Regions from separate parts of the Mus musculus genome. Here region 1 is linked to region 2. A link is a loop called in an ENCODE intact Hi-C map of the cell type or tissue named here. Cell type or tissue: left cerebral cortex. All regions are shown on one strand. Each heading gives the region's core, and the rest is flanking DNA. Links, peaks and the distances in the headings are about the cores only.

Region 1 (6,744 bases), core at 1,556-6,555, 73 kb before region 2:
CATCTCACACTCTTAAATTTCTGTGATATTAAAGTAGTAAGTCTATTATCTATTATGGTTTTCTGCAGTGATGTTTCTTCTCATTGTCATTACAAGTTTTTATAACATCATAAAATTTCTTGGTGGATCTGAGTATACAAGGGGATGGCAAATTATTTTACAGTTTACTTCATTAATAAGCGTGGATTAAGACTCTTGCTCTATACATATGCTTCTATCTTTCATGACCCATGACCTGATTTCATTCTGTATCTACATCGCACCTCCAGCGCAGCATAAGAAGTGACCTACCCCCTCCACAGGAGACGGAGCACTCAGAGCGTACGATGGCCCATGAGTAGCTGGGCTGGGCAGCTGGAGTCTTCTTAGCCCCTGACCTTGGCAATGAAAATTCCCAGGCCACACCAGGGTTCCTGCCTTGGAACAAAAGCTACAGAAGAAGAAAAGAAGACATAAAGTGAAGTACAGTAAAATCAATGACAAACTGATAAGGACTTTGCTTTAAACTATATAAAATAATAGCTTACAAAACTAACCATGTTGACAAAATACTGTCTGTTTTCTAAAAGTGTATCAGACACATGCAACACACAATTTTTTTCTGAAGTTAGAAAGGATACACACAAATGAATGAGTAAATAAATACCACAGTAACTGTAGAGAACGAAAGTCATTTCAAGACGAGAACCAGCTGAAGCTTGACTTGGCCATCAGCAGCACTTGTAGAGGATGTTTAAAGGAAATGTACATACAGAAAAGGAAGGAGGGCAGAATCCATCACAGGCACATAGGAAAGAATGATTTTCATATGGAAAGAGACCCAAAATGAGGAGACATAAGAACATCTCACACAGTACACCAGAGAAACCCAATATGAATACAAGAGAAAGAAAAGGAAGAAATGAGTCTACTAAGAAAAGAGCCCATGAAATTACAGGACTCAATGATCAATCCCTCTCAATAGTGAATCTCCAGCTGTCCAGTTGGAAGATGTAGAGCAGCTGGTTGAGGTAAAAAGTAAGACTAGATAGTTTTGTGGTTTTGTTTTGTTTTTGTTTTTGTTTTTTTTTGTTTTTTGTTTTTGTTTTTTTTTAAAGAAATACCCACTACTTTCTGGCCAAGATGCATCCATACTGAAAGTGAAGGTACGGAGGTAAAGCTGAAAATGGGCAGGGACAGCTATGCTCTCTGATAAACTGACATAAAGCCAAAATTAGGAGAGATACAGAAGATAGTGACATATTAATTAAGAAAATGACCTGCCAAGGTATTATAGAAATCTTATATACACAGGCAACGAACACTGATAAGCCCAACTCCAGAAAACAAATATAAATAGACATAAAGGCATTGATTTGTCCAGCTATGGTAACAATGGGTGACCTCATTACCATGCTTTCCACAAATGTGGAAACATAGTAACAAATAAAGCATTCGGACAAAAAGAAAAAGCACACAAAGAAAATTCAGACTTATACCACACATAGATCATAGGGACTTAACAGAAATACCATTCAAGAGTCAGAATAAATCAGCATCCAATGGAAATCATTGAAAATATATAGAGAAATCAGAAGCGTTTCTCCAAATAGCAAATATGACAACACAGAGGTCGGGAAAATAATTCCATTCATAATACCTAAGAGGAATTTCTAGGAATATAGAAAACTATATGGCTGATGGGATTAAATACTGAAATCATCAACACACTTTATAAAGAAATTGAAAAAGAACCACAATGGATAAAGAATTGATGATTCAGCAATATTAATACGATGAGAAAGGCTATACCATTAACAGCGATCTACAGATGCAATGACATCCCTGTCAAAATTCCAATGACATCCTCCACGAGGATATGAGAAATAATTCTGAAACTTTTCTGGAAGCATAGAGCATCCTGGATGGGCAGTGTGATCCACAGAGAAAGAACGATGCTGAGGGTATCATAATAGCTAGGTTTTCAGCTTAGTAACAAAACCAGCTTAGTAAAGATCAAAAATAGACATAGAGACCCATGAAATAAAATAATAAATGAAATAAACTCTTTCAGATAGAGCATCCTGAATTTCATCAAAGTTTCCAAAACATACACCGGAGAGAAGATAGCATCTTCAATAGGGCTAGAGAAACTGCATATCCATGTGTAGCACACTTAAACTAGACTCAGAGCTCTCATCTTGTTAAACAAGCAATTGAACAAGCAAGGAAGAAAAAAAGAAAAGAAAGGAAGGAAGGAAGGAAGGAAGGAAGGAAGGAAGAAAGAAAGAAAGAAAGAAAGAAAGAAAGAAAGAAAGAAAGGAAGGAAGGAAGGAAGAAAGAAAGAAAAAGAGAGTGAGCAAGCAAGCAGGCAGGCAAAGAAACAAATGAAACCCCACAAAATGTATCAATGGCTTTAAAATTAGAGGGAAGCATAGACTACATTTGTGGTATAATTGTAGGTAAACAATTCAAACAGGCCTCCATGGCTCAAGAAATAGCCAAAGTTGATAAATAGAATTGAATAATATTCAAGAATATTATTCATAAAGATAAAATGTAAACAGAAGAGAATAGGATAAAACAAACAATTATTACTATTATTGTCTATATAAGATTGCTGTTTTGTAATGACAGAGAAAGGAAGGGAATGAAATTTGCTCCGTGATGAGGTTGGGAGATCTGGGAAGAACTGAGGGAGGGAAAACCTTAACCAGAATATAGTCTATGAAAAAAAATCAATTAAAAAAGAACAGCACAGCATCATCAGAGGAGAGAAGGTGATAGAAAATCTTTGTTCACATGCACCAGATAAAGAATGAAATAATGAATGAAAGAATGAATGGAAGACGAATAATATGTATAAAGTATCATAAAGCTAACTCCCCAATCTCAAAGTATCTAATCAGTAAGTAAGCAAATGAACAAAACTGACAATCACCAAGAGCAAGATATGCAAATAATCACCCAACTTATAAATGAGTCCAACATCATTAGTCTTCAAGAAAATGCAAATTGGATTTGCTCTAAGTTTCTCATTGCTGTCAGAATGTCTATCATCAAGAAATCATGTGACAGTGATGGTTAATAAATGTCGTCAAGACTATAGGGAAAGAGGATAGGCAGCTGTTTGAAAGAAAAGTGACGCAGCCATGGTAGAAGCAGTGTAAGGTTTCTTCAGAGAATGAACCCTAGAGTACCACATGCTACAGTCCTCCATGATGTAAGGAAAAAAAAAAAGGATCTAGGCCAGCACATCACAGGGATGCATGTGTATGCCTGGCTATTGTAAGACTATCCACAATGGCCAAGACATGGAGTCACACTGGCAATCAACAGGGAAGTGGCTAAGTACTGTGTGGTACATATACTCAACCAGGCTTTGTTCAGACACAAAGAAAAATGAAATTATGTTACTTAGGGGAAATGGATGGAACTTGAGATCATAATAGGAGTAAATAAGCCCCCAAACATTTCTGTTTCCTCTCATATCTGGAATTTTCACATATGTGTACATATGCAAAAAGAATTTAGGTTTCCCAAATTTCTCATAGATTTTTGGGTTGGTTTCCCAGACTTAGGGATTTTGGGGATGCTTGAATTCCCCTGCCCTGCTGCAGCTCATCTGCACTGTCTATTGCATGGGGATCATTGCGATTGCTGAAAAGTGGCCTCACTTACTGAAAATAACACTGCCCAGAGACTGGACCCCTTAGAGGTCTGTTGTTCCCAAACCCAGTTCCTAATCTACATAGCAGTGGTCACCTGGATGAATTCCTGTTCATGCCTTTACCCACTCAGCACCCCAAGAGCACAGTTGACACTTACATGACATGAAAGTCAACAAGGGATGATATGGTGACAGAATGAATGCACTACAATAGGAAAGAAGGGAATCAAGGCACAGGAGTAGAAAGAGAGACAGAATCACATTTTTATATGATTTATGCTAATCATGTATCATCTATCTATCTATGTATCTATCTATGTATATCTATCTATGTATCTATCTATGTATCTATGTATCTATCTATGTATCTATGTATCTATCTATGTATCTATGTATCTATCTATGTATCTATGTATCTATCTATCTATGTATCTATCTATGTATCTATCTATCTATCTATCTATCTATCTATCTATCCATCCATCCGTCATGCATCATCTATATTCATCATCACCTATCTACCTATATATCCATCTATACATTTCTATTTATCTATCATCTTTCTCTCTCCAACCATGACCTTAAATGAGAAGGGAGACTATGTGGTTGGAGAGCAGCATGGGGGTTGGGGAAGAAGGGACAGTGAGGGAATGAAAACACACAAAGCCCAAGTATATACGTGTTCAGATATGTCATAACAAAGCCCAAGGGCATATGTGTTCAGATATGTCATAAAAAAAAACTCTAAGTGGTATGCTAAATAAAATAATTAAAAGAAAACAGCTACCACTCATAAGATCTACTGATAAAGACCCAGAGACTGGAACACAGGTAAGTACATGTACAGGCTCCTAAATCAAGCAAGGAAAGACAATAGCAAAAAGTCTACTGCCCCCTTGAGCCTGCTGCATGGATTGCTCCTGATTCTTGATAGCTACAATTCTGCATACATGCAATTAAAACCACCACAACAACCCTACAAAAGCCCCAGTTCATTAGCCCCAGAACCTAAAGCTGGTCTCTACCTCCACAATCAGAGTTTCATTGGTTGGTCCAGGGGAGGTTAAATTCTCAGGCTCCTTGTAGGACCGTTTGTAGTTGAAGGTGGCACCCGAAAACTTGTATCGCCCAGGCCAGTCCACACTCCAGTGTCCATTCAGGTAATATCTCTTGAGAGAATTGCGCACAGAAATATAGGAGGTAGAGATGTTTGTTTCGTAGATGTGAATGCTCCGAGCTCCAGAAGGAATGGTTACCATGTGGTAGTACTCTGGATAGAGGAATGCCATGTTTAGTTTAATCTAGCTTCTCCACAATTGGATGTGAGAGTCTATGTTCCGAACGGACAGATCTGCCTCTCGTTCTGCTATAGACACTTGTAGGTGTCCCTTTTCATCATTGGTTGGAGGCGTAATCTTGTAACGTGCAGTCTTGCTAAGGATCACTTTAAATCAAAGAACCTCCTATCCACTACCAGGTAAAAACAGAAGCTCCAGGTCAGTAGTCCTCAACCTTCCTATCGCTGCAACCCTTTAACACTGTTGATCACATTGTGGTAGCCCCCCCCCCAAAAAAAATCATTTTTGGTGTTACTTCATAACTGTAATCTTGCTACTGCATGAATTATAATGTAAATACCAGTGTTTTCCAATCCTCTTGTATAACCCCTGTGAAAGGGTCGCCCAACCTACAGACTGACAAAAGGAAAATCCTCCCTGGAAGACCTCAGCCCTCTAAGCATCCCGTTTCCTCTCCCTTAGCGCCACCCAGCAAAATCCCTGGCTGAATCCCTCCTTGCACAGATGTACTCGACTCAGAGGTACTCACGGTTGGTGGAATGGTGCTTACTGTAGAGCCCTCTATGCGTGACACAGTCTGAGTTATTCCCCTTGCAGACCCCACAGGAGTCCTCTGTTGCATCTGATCCAAGGACATTGTCACAGCCAACCCTCTGGAGGCCCCACGAGGTCATCATAATCATTCATGAAAGAAAGGATGATACATGTGACAACATCACCAACCATGTGACAAAATCCTCCTCCCATTCCAGTCAAACAAGTTTCCAACATGGGGTAGTTAACAAATAGGAGATGGATCCTGGTATGTGCACAGCATGGCTGGTCCTGGTCTCCTGGGATCTTTTTCTTGGGATGTGCTATCTGTCTCCCGTAGCAATTCCTCCCCAGGTGTGGTGCTCGGGCCCTAAGTTAAAGCTGGAAGACTGTGCTAGAGTAAACCTTAGACCAATACTGACTTGGTAAGCTGGTTGTTAGTGTAGTCACACAGGCTCTGCAGAAGTGGACTTGTAACGGGAACTTATTACCACTGCACAGAAACTCTCCCATCAGTGATTCATAGAGCTTAGATCTATGCAAGGCTGTAAAATTTGAGGCACTTATTACCACTCCTATAATTCTTGCTCTCTTCATATTTTCTATCAAGGTATGTAAAAGAATAAAAACCACTCAGAAACAAAGCAATCATAGTCTTTGTCCCCTTGCTGCAAATCCTCAGGGCAAGAAATAGTGTAGTGCTGTCGTGTGTGAGGGTCGAAAGGTCAATTCTAACAAGTCTGCTATTGGGTATGGCTCCCTGCAGGGCTTGGGACCATGCTGTATAGATTACTCATTAATTATACTGCAAATCTCTACCTGAGGTGGGAGGAAGAACATGACCACCTGAATACCTGAATACAGGAATACATGAGTGCAAGGAAGATTTTACCACTGAAAGAATTTAGGTTTCCCAGATTTCTAATAGATTTTTTGGGTTGGTTTCCCAGACTTAGGGATTTTGGGGATGCTTGAATTCCCCTGCCCTGCTGCAGCTCATCTGCACTGTCTATCATGTGGAGATCATTACGATAGCTGAAAAGTGACCTCACTGACTGACAATAACACTGCCCAGAAACTGGGCCCCATAGAGGGCTGCTGTTCCCAAACCCAGTTCCTAATCTACATAGCAGTGGTGACCTGGATGAATTCTCATTCATGCCTTCATCCACTCAGCACCCCAAGAGCACAGCTGCCTTCTGAGCACCCCACCAACTTCCTGAAGCCACTGTGCTCTGCTCCTAGCACCCTTGTTCCAATGCA
Region 2 (7,862 bases), core at 1,722-6,721:
TTTTTTAGAACACCAGACAGTGAGTGCAAACATCATTCTATTGACCAAAGAATAGAGCAGAGAATATTTTAAAGAGCTACTTAGCAATTTCCATCTGCTGTCACAGATCACAGAAATGTCCACGGCTATAACAGGACAAGTGACATTGTTCTCCAGGAACCTGTTTCTGCCTCCCCCACATTGGCACCTCATGCCCTGTGGGCAGCCAGTGCTATCTGTACTCACCAAACCTTGGCAGGTAGAAAGGGCCACTGAGGAATTCCCCTGGGACCTTAAGGATCCTTGGTAAAAGCAGTTCTCTTCTGGTGGAAACATCTGTACAGACTTGGTGCCTCCCTTCCCCAGAGTTTGCACCATGAATCCAGGAGCCATCAAGTTGCTGGCAGCTTTGAGGTCGAGGTGGAGGTCATGCCTAGGGCCCTTAAGCCTTAGGTGCAGGGCATCTCCTCCTGGCTGGGTCACAGCTCTTCTCCGACGCCTCCGCTGGTAGTGCATGATGTCATGGGATACATAATCCCCCCTGTGGTCTACTTCATAGGCAGACACCAGGTCATACTCTGAAATTGAGAGAGGAGAAGAGGCTGAGTAATTTCAGGGTTCTGAGAAGGATCTCACAGTGAGTACACATGACAGCTGCTCCGTGAGTAAATAATGAAGTGCAATCCTGAAGGAGCAGCTCTCCTTTGATGTGGTATTTTTTTTTTTTTCGTTTATGAGTAGTAGAATTTGCTGTGTCAGTAATAAAGTGTTATGGCAGTGGAGATTTATCTGAAGTTTGCTTCCAAAATTTCCTCCTTTCGCTCTGTTATTTATCTCTCCACGTGAATTTGAGACTGGGTGGATGTTGAAATCACCCCCTCATCTCTTACTGTGGAGAAATGAAAAGGGGATCTTATGCTTTATAAAAGTTGTGAAGCATTCCTTTCTCCATACACTTTCTGTTTTGTATAAAAACCTTCACTGGACTGACAAGAAAAGAATGTTGGCCTCTAGTGCTGTAATTAAAATAACAAAAACAAACACAGAAAACATGACAGCCAGTCTTGCTAATTCTGAAATCACTGAACACACAGGAGGACAGGCAGACTAGGGTCATACACCAGAACTCACAGAACACTATAGAGGAACGCTCACGTGCTGCATCCCTGAGCCACTGTGGACTTGCCTGTTGCTCTGGTCTCCCTTTTGTCCAGCTGGGTTCTTGTGACAACATTGGGAGCCCACCCCTGGGCCAGGTCTCACCATTATATTCTCCCGTGTCTTGGTCTGAAGAGCATTCAACTACAACAACTTATGAAAAGCAAAAGAAACCTCCAGACTCTGTCAGACTTACATGGCTGAGACTACAGCATCCTTTACAATAGCACCCAGAGTCACCACCCTCCACAGGAAGCAGAGAGATGTCACTGAGCTCGGTGCTTTCTGACCCTGTGCATATTGAAATGGCCTCTGCCATTCTGGGAAATCATATTTTTAATTTTTTAAAGATGATAAACAGGTCTTTCCATACTCATCACTAACATTTACAATATTTTCCCCATGTCCACAGCCCAGGGATGGATCTTTCCAGGAGGGAGGAGCCAAGGATTGGGCATCTAGATCAGGGTCACAGCTGGCTACTCGGCCATATCATCAGCTGAGACCTGTGGCCAAGGTTAAATTTTTTTTGTTGTTGTTTAGTTTTAGATTAGCTAGCTTGGTTTAAGTCTTTGAAATCAGTAATTAAGCATGGAGTGTGTCCAGTTATATACGAAATTTGGCTGGGTTTTATGCCTGTATTTTTTCTCCCCTAATCACTAAACACAACAGGCCAGCATGGTATCAGGCCTTTCTCTGAATGTACAGTGAGGTGTCTTTGCAAAGCTCATCACTTCAAACAGGGGGAATAGACAGGTCTAACCTGACAGTTTGGCAGACTATCCTCTACACTGGCAGCACAGCACATTTGGAGTTTGGCCAATTGCAACATTGTAAACACACGTTTCTACTCCAGTCTATCAACCGTCTCTTAAGAGGTAGCTCTACTAGATGCTTGGTAACCGGTCTCTGCCTCTGACTCAGCATGAGTGGACACATTTTTCAGACTCATGCATAAAGTATGACTTGGTTATAGGTGAGCGATATCAAGGTAATTATCACCAATTAATTTTGAGTAGGCACAGGCACTTGTCTGTGTGTTGCTATTCTCTCCTGACAAGCAATAGACAGGTAAAACAGAAGTTCGGACAATGGCCACTGACAAGCCACAAAAGCTCTGTGGTTGGGTTTAAGAGAGTCAGAGAAGATCAGAGGCGGGGATTCTCTCCTGCTGACAACCATGGCAAGGTGAGGACTGGAGGGCACCAAGACTTTGGCTATGGTGCCTGCCACATGTCATAGCTCTCTCTCTCTCTCTCTCTCTCTCTCTCTCTCTCTCTCTCTCTCTCTCTCTCTCTCTCTCTCTCTCTCTCTCTCTGCAGTCCCAAGCATAATCTACACATCTAGCCCTACTGTACAAGTGGGAACAGCTGGCATAGGGAGGCAGCAGGCTCTGCAGGTGACTTAGCAGGCTCTGGCAGGCATCTGCACCAGAGCAGGAGATTTAGCTATGGTAGGGTAAGACACTCTGGCTTCTATAACATTTTGTGTAGGATAATGGAGGATCAGACAACCTGGTATATGGCGAAGGGGGGGGGGGGAAGCACAGCAGGACTCAGCAAGTCTGAAGAGTGAATATAGGTGCATCCATTGGTTTGCAGTTCACCAAAGTATTTTCCCTCATGTGACACCGCCACTGCTCTCTGCTCTGTGGGGCAGGCAGGTTGGCTGGGGTATTGTTAGCTAGCACATCCGAATCCTCACAGGATTCATATCACTTCTGGCTACTTCCCCCTCCTTCAGAGGTAATGGAATAAAGGCAAGAGGTACAAGTCACTGTTGTTAGCCTAATTCATGAGCTTCGTTGTCCATAGAGAGATGATTCCAGCCATAGCATCCAGCCACACAAATCCTGGATATGGACTCAGACCCAGTCAACACACTATAGTCAGCATCCTTCAGAGACATTGGACAGTTTCCACAGTAGCCAAGCTATGGAGTCAGCCTAGGTGTTGGTCATGCGAACAGATATGGAAAATGATAGGCAAAAAGACAGACAGATGACACACAGACAGACAGACACAAACACACACACACACACTAGAGAAGGGCTAAAGAGCTAAGTCGTTTGCTTGCAGGAAAATATATGTACGTAACCACAGGTTATCAAAGTAAGCAAAATAAGACCCATAAAAACATATATACCACTTTTTCTTATTTGGAAGATGATAATTTGTACACATGTGTAAATCTTATATTCATATATATTATTAAAATTACAAATGAGACTACCTGGGGCAATGGAATGAGAACAGAGGGAAGCAGAGGTGGTAAGTACCATCAGCCTCTGAACAATCTCTCTATCCTCCCAGTCAAAAGCCTAAAGAACTTCTGAGCTTTGCCTTGAGATCTGGAAACCCAAAGTTTTTAAAAAGCTAAAAACCTGTGCCATGCTCTTGGCAGAAACCATAGATGTTATTGCAATGACAAATATGGAAGGAAACCTTTGAAGAAACAAGAAATAAAAAGCAATAGAGTCATCAAAATGTAAATTGATACATTCGTGTTTGATAATCCAACTTATCTCAATTTAGTTATCCATCATTGTCTCAAGGGGTGCGTGAGGCTCTCTTCCCTACTGCATAATTACTTCACAAAGGCAGCAAAATAGCCAGAACCCTTACAGGTCTCACTTTAGCCCAAACTCAAAACAGCTTCAAAGAGTTAATTAAGAAATTATCTTATATCATGGAGATGGGCCGTGCACAATATGCAGATCTGAAGGTCACAGGTGCTCTGCCACACCTTGCCTCTGCTGTGTGACTGCTGTCTGCTCTCTCTGCCTCTTTCTCTTTTGATAACCAGGAAAGGGTGAAGGTATCCTGCCTTCACAAAGTCAGCTCCACCTTGCAAGGACTCACACCTTCTGTGCACGCTCTGACCAGGCAAGTGAAAGTCCATGGAAACACTGCCATTGGGATCCGGGACTGAGGCGCCAGGCATGAGAAGCCTGCCTGTGGCCTCAGGCACTAAGCTTGTCCTCTCTTCCTGAATAGCGTTCTGTCTATAATGTTATCATCTTGGATAACACTTCGTTAGTGCAATAAACGTGTCCCGAGTGGCAAGGCTCGATTGCTCAGCCTGCTCCATGCTAAGCAAGACAGTCAGAATTTGATCCTTGAACTCCCACAAGTTGTCCTCCGACCTCCACAGTGCCATGCACCCTACACACATAATAAATAAATGTCTGAAATGCCTCGAGTCCCTATGGATTTTTTTTTTTTAAGTTTTATTCTGAAAGTAGTGCAAAGTCCAAAGTTAGAGCATGAACATTCCTTGTAAGGTCATGATGTGTCAGAATTCGAAGTAAGAGGATCAGAAGAGGGTTGGAGATGCAGGTGACAGAGGGTGGGTTTCAAACACAATAGGCTTTCCCTTGCCTTCTAAACCACTGTACTGTTTGGGTCTGGCGCCCTCCAGTGGCACTCAGAGTCCTAGAGCCGAGACTCATATATCCCTTCTTAAACCCTGTTTTCAGTAGGAGGAATTCAGTTCTTGTAAGTTTATCCTGATGAAGGAAGCGATAATGAGGGTTTCCGAAGTGTCAATTGTTTAATCCTGTACATATTCTAAAAATCTGCCGAAAAGATTAAACCTGGCTCGCCTCTGGTCGCCATTTCTGCTAACAATCTCAAGCTAATTCATCCCAGGAAAGGACAGGGTGAGTAAAATCCTGCATTTGCTGTGGACCCAGCACAAACCTCCTAGCAAGTGCAATGGCCTGCTTTCTCAGTCACCAGGTGTCATTGCTAGGACACCTCACAGGGGAAACCCACTTGTGAATCACTGAGGTGGCTGAACCTTGCAGAAGACTTGAATTCGAGTTCATGTTCAAGGAGGTCCAGGACACATCCTTTGGATGTCCCCTGTGCTATTAATTAACATTAAAGCGATATTAATGAGGTTGCCTTCTGTCTCCTCCTGTGACAGTCAAAGTGGAGAAAGCTTCAATGTGAAAGAAAGGAGAGGGGGGAAGATGCTGGAGTGGGGACTACGTTGCTTATAATAGATTTGGTGTATACATTAATGATGTCAATATATAGAGTGATCTGGAGTCTTCCTACACCCAGATATCTCACTCCCCCAATGTAACTCTGGCTAGCCATTATCATTTTACTAGGAAATAGGATACAGACGTTGGTCGGAAGTCATTCTTGAGCATGATCTTGTGCTCGAAATGAATAGAAAGAGCAAGATAGCATCTTCAAAGCTTTTGGCGTCCTGAGTCCCAGGAGACTTGCAGACCAGCATAGGGGGTTGCTGGCTGCTTACCTGTGAGGAACCGAGAGCCCCCACCGCGCGAACTTACCACCGGTTTCCAGCCAGCTGGACCCAGAGAATGGGGGAGGCTGCGGGTCTTCCGGGCTCCCAGACGCTGCAGCTGCGAGTCCCAGGGCGCACGCAGGTGTCTGCTAGGGGGAAAAAAAAAACGAGGACACCTCAGTGAAAATGCGGGCACTGCAGAGCTCAGCCAAGGGCGGAATGCACTTGCAGCCATCAGACTCTGCTGGTCCTAGCGCCAGGACTCACCTGCTCACTGACCTGCGCCAGCAGCAGCACCCAGAGCGCAGCACAACCTCGGGACTCCATGGCCCCGGTGCCCGAGGGCTCACAGGACTCAGCTCAGCAGTCTAGACTGGGTCACTGGATAGTCCCGGTGTTAGCAGTATGCTAGGGTGCAAAGGACCGACCCGGCAAAATCGCAGGGTTTCCAGGCAGCGATTCCACCATGCACATCAGAGTTATCACTGCAGCTTCGTTCGGCACCGGGAGGTGGAGTGGCAGTGGTGGCGGGGGGCGGCAAAGCACCCGCAGCAACCAAGGGACAGCAGGGAGGAGGGTAGAGAAGGAGAGGGCAGGACTAGGGAGGGCAAAGGAGAGGAGAGGGGAGGGGATAGAGGAGGGAGTAAAGCAGGGAGGAGGGGTACCAGGAGGAGGAGGAGGATAAGGGAGGAGTGGCAGGGAGAGGAGATGAAGCAGACTCATGGTAAGTACTGGGCATCCTTCACGCCTATGACCCAGCAGGAAGGTGTTTTGTCCACCTACATGAGAACTTGGGGTAGAGACAAGGCCAGGACACAGTCATATCTAGCTGTTCACCCCTGTGCTTTTGTGGAAAACTGTCTTGGTGTGTTACTCCAAAGTCCTCTGCCACCTGCCACCGCTGCAGCTCTGTGGGACTTCTCACTTAAGGGCAAGATTGAGCTGCATAGAGACAGGCATCCAGCATTCATTGTTCTCTAGTCCATCCCCTGGTTACAGACCCTCTGGCCTTCCCTTCTAGTGGGAGATGTATAGGGAGGAATGTATCTGCTTATGAATGAATGTGAGTCCTTAGTTGCCTGGGGCACGTGAAGAAAAGGGGTGAATGGAGGCGGGGCGGGGCAGGGCAGGGCAGGGTAGGGCAGGCTATGAGGAAGCTGGGTTTCTTTCTCACGCCTCTAATTTTTCATTGGACAGCAGTGGCCAATTTCAGATTCACTTTAGACTCTGGCTGACCTGCTGGGAGAGCAGGTGTGAGGCCACTGGGTTCCCAGAGCATCCTAGTAGGAAGTCTAGGAGCCCCAGCCTAGACCAGACCAGGTCTATCCAAGACAACCAGCGAATGCCCTCTCTCCAGCCCTGCGTCCTGGTCCATCATGACCTGAGTATGTGTTTGAGTATGAGCGTCTTTTGTGACCATCAGTGACTGAGAGTGTCTGCTGCAGGGTGGGTACAGATACAGACAGCACTGAGCGCACGGGTAGATGTTTCTACACGCGGGACTGCCAATGACTGTCCATCCCAGCAGCTGCACTCCACTTCCTTCTGCCGGTTGGTCTCACATCTCAGGCTCCCTCCAGCTGCCATTCTAGGGTCCCTCATTTGCAGTCACACTGACCTTGCCTGGTTTGCAAGGCTGAGAAGGGGGATGGCATGTGGAGCAGTGGCTGCAGTTTTCAGGGTGCTCACTCCAGCCTACACTGAGCTGAGATGCCCCAGAGTGGCTCTTTATAAGCCTGAATGAAGTGTCATACATCTCAGAAAGGACAGGGCGGAATCAAGATGAACTGATCTGTGTATGCATATCCCTCTCTCTCTCTCTCTGCTCCCTCCCTTTCTCTCTCAGTCGTTCATATGAAAAATATTGTCAAAGAGTACAGTTTTGTTGACTTACTGTTTCATTCTTTTATAATTCCACGCACCTACACTATGTTCTTTTATTAAAGCCTCCCATTATCTCCTGTTAAGTCCCCTCTATTCCACCTGGTCTCTCTTGTTCTATTGTTCCCAAGTGTGTCTGTCTGTCTGTCTGTCTGTCTGTCTGTCTCTCTCTGTGTGTATGTGTCTGTGTATGCACACATGAGAGAGGTGGGAGGAGAGCAGAGAGAAAGAGAGTGTGTGTGTGTGCATGTCTTAGTTAGGGTTTTACTGCTGTGAACAGACACCATGCATGACCAAGGCAACTCTTATAAGGACAACATTTAATTGAGGCTGGCTTACAGGTTCAGAGGTTCAGTCCATTATCCTCAAGGTGGAAGCATGGCAACATCCAGGCAGGCATAGTGCAGGAGGAGCTGAGGAGTCTTCATCTGAAGGCTGCTAGGATAATACTGGCTTCCAGACAGCTAGAATGAGGGTCTTAAAGCCCACACCCACAGTGACACACCTACTCCAAGAAGGCCACATCTTCTAATAGTGCCACTCCTTGGGCCTATAATATCCAACCATCAGAGAGGGGAGAG

Evidence for each region. A loop is a pair of places that touch in the nucleus more often than their neighbours do. Peaks named below come from ENCODE experiments on the same cell type or tissue, not always from the same donor. Only the 100,000 strongest peaks of a DNase experiment are listed, where the experiment ranks them.
Region 1: it touches region 2 in a loop (2.5-fold over the local background); 4 of 42 quality-filtered maps call a loop at or near these places.

What each region holds. Positions count from the first base shown.
Region 1 is chr13:70,763,124-70,769,867 of GRCm38, forward strand. Adamts16 (a disintegrin-like and metallopeptidase (reprolysin type) with thrombospondin type 1 motif, 16) reads right to left here. Exons shown (of 23, transcript NM_172053.3): 15 at 5,477-5,600; 16 at 4,675-4,919; 17 at 292-430. Among named protein-coding and RNA genes, the nearest start is that of Gm36607, 60 kb to the left of the region's middle. In left cerebral cortex, for the core only: a CTCF peak has its summit at 4,556 (motif pointing left); a DNase peak (open chromatin) is centred at 4,549.
Region 2 is chr13:70,835,823-70,843,684 of GRCm38, forward strand. It overlaps Adamts16 (a disintegrin-like and metallopeptidase (reprolysin type) with thrombospondin type 1 motif, 16), which reads right to left and starts at 5,989. Exons shown (of 23, transcript NM_172053.3): 1 at 5,668-5,989; 2 at 5,447-5,549; 3 at 226-557. The coding sequence starts at 5,727. Gm36529 (predicted gene, 36529) reads left to right here and starts at 4,628. Exons shown (of 4, transcript NR_167928.1): 1 at 4,628-4,798. In left cerebral cortex, for the core only: CTCF peaks have their summits at 4,558 (motif pointing left) and 5,902; DNase peaks (open chromatin) are centred at 4,276, 4,564, 5,352 and 5,866; H3K4me3 peaks cover 2,495 bases; H3K27ac peaks cover 649 bases.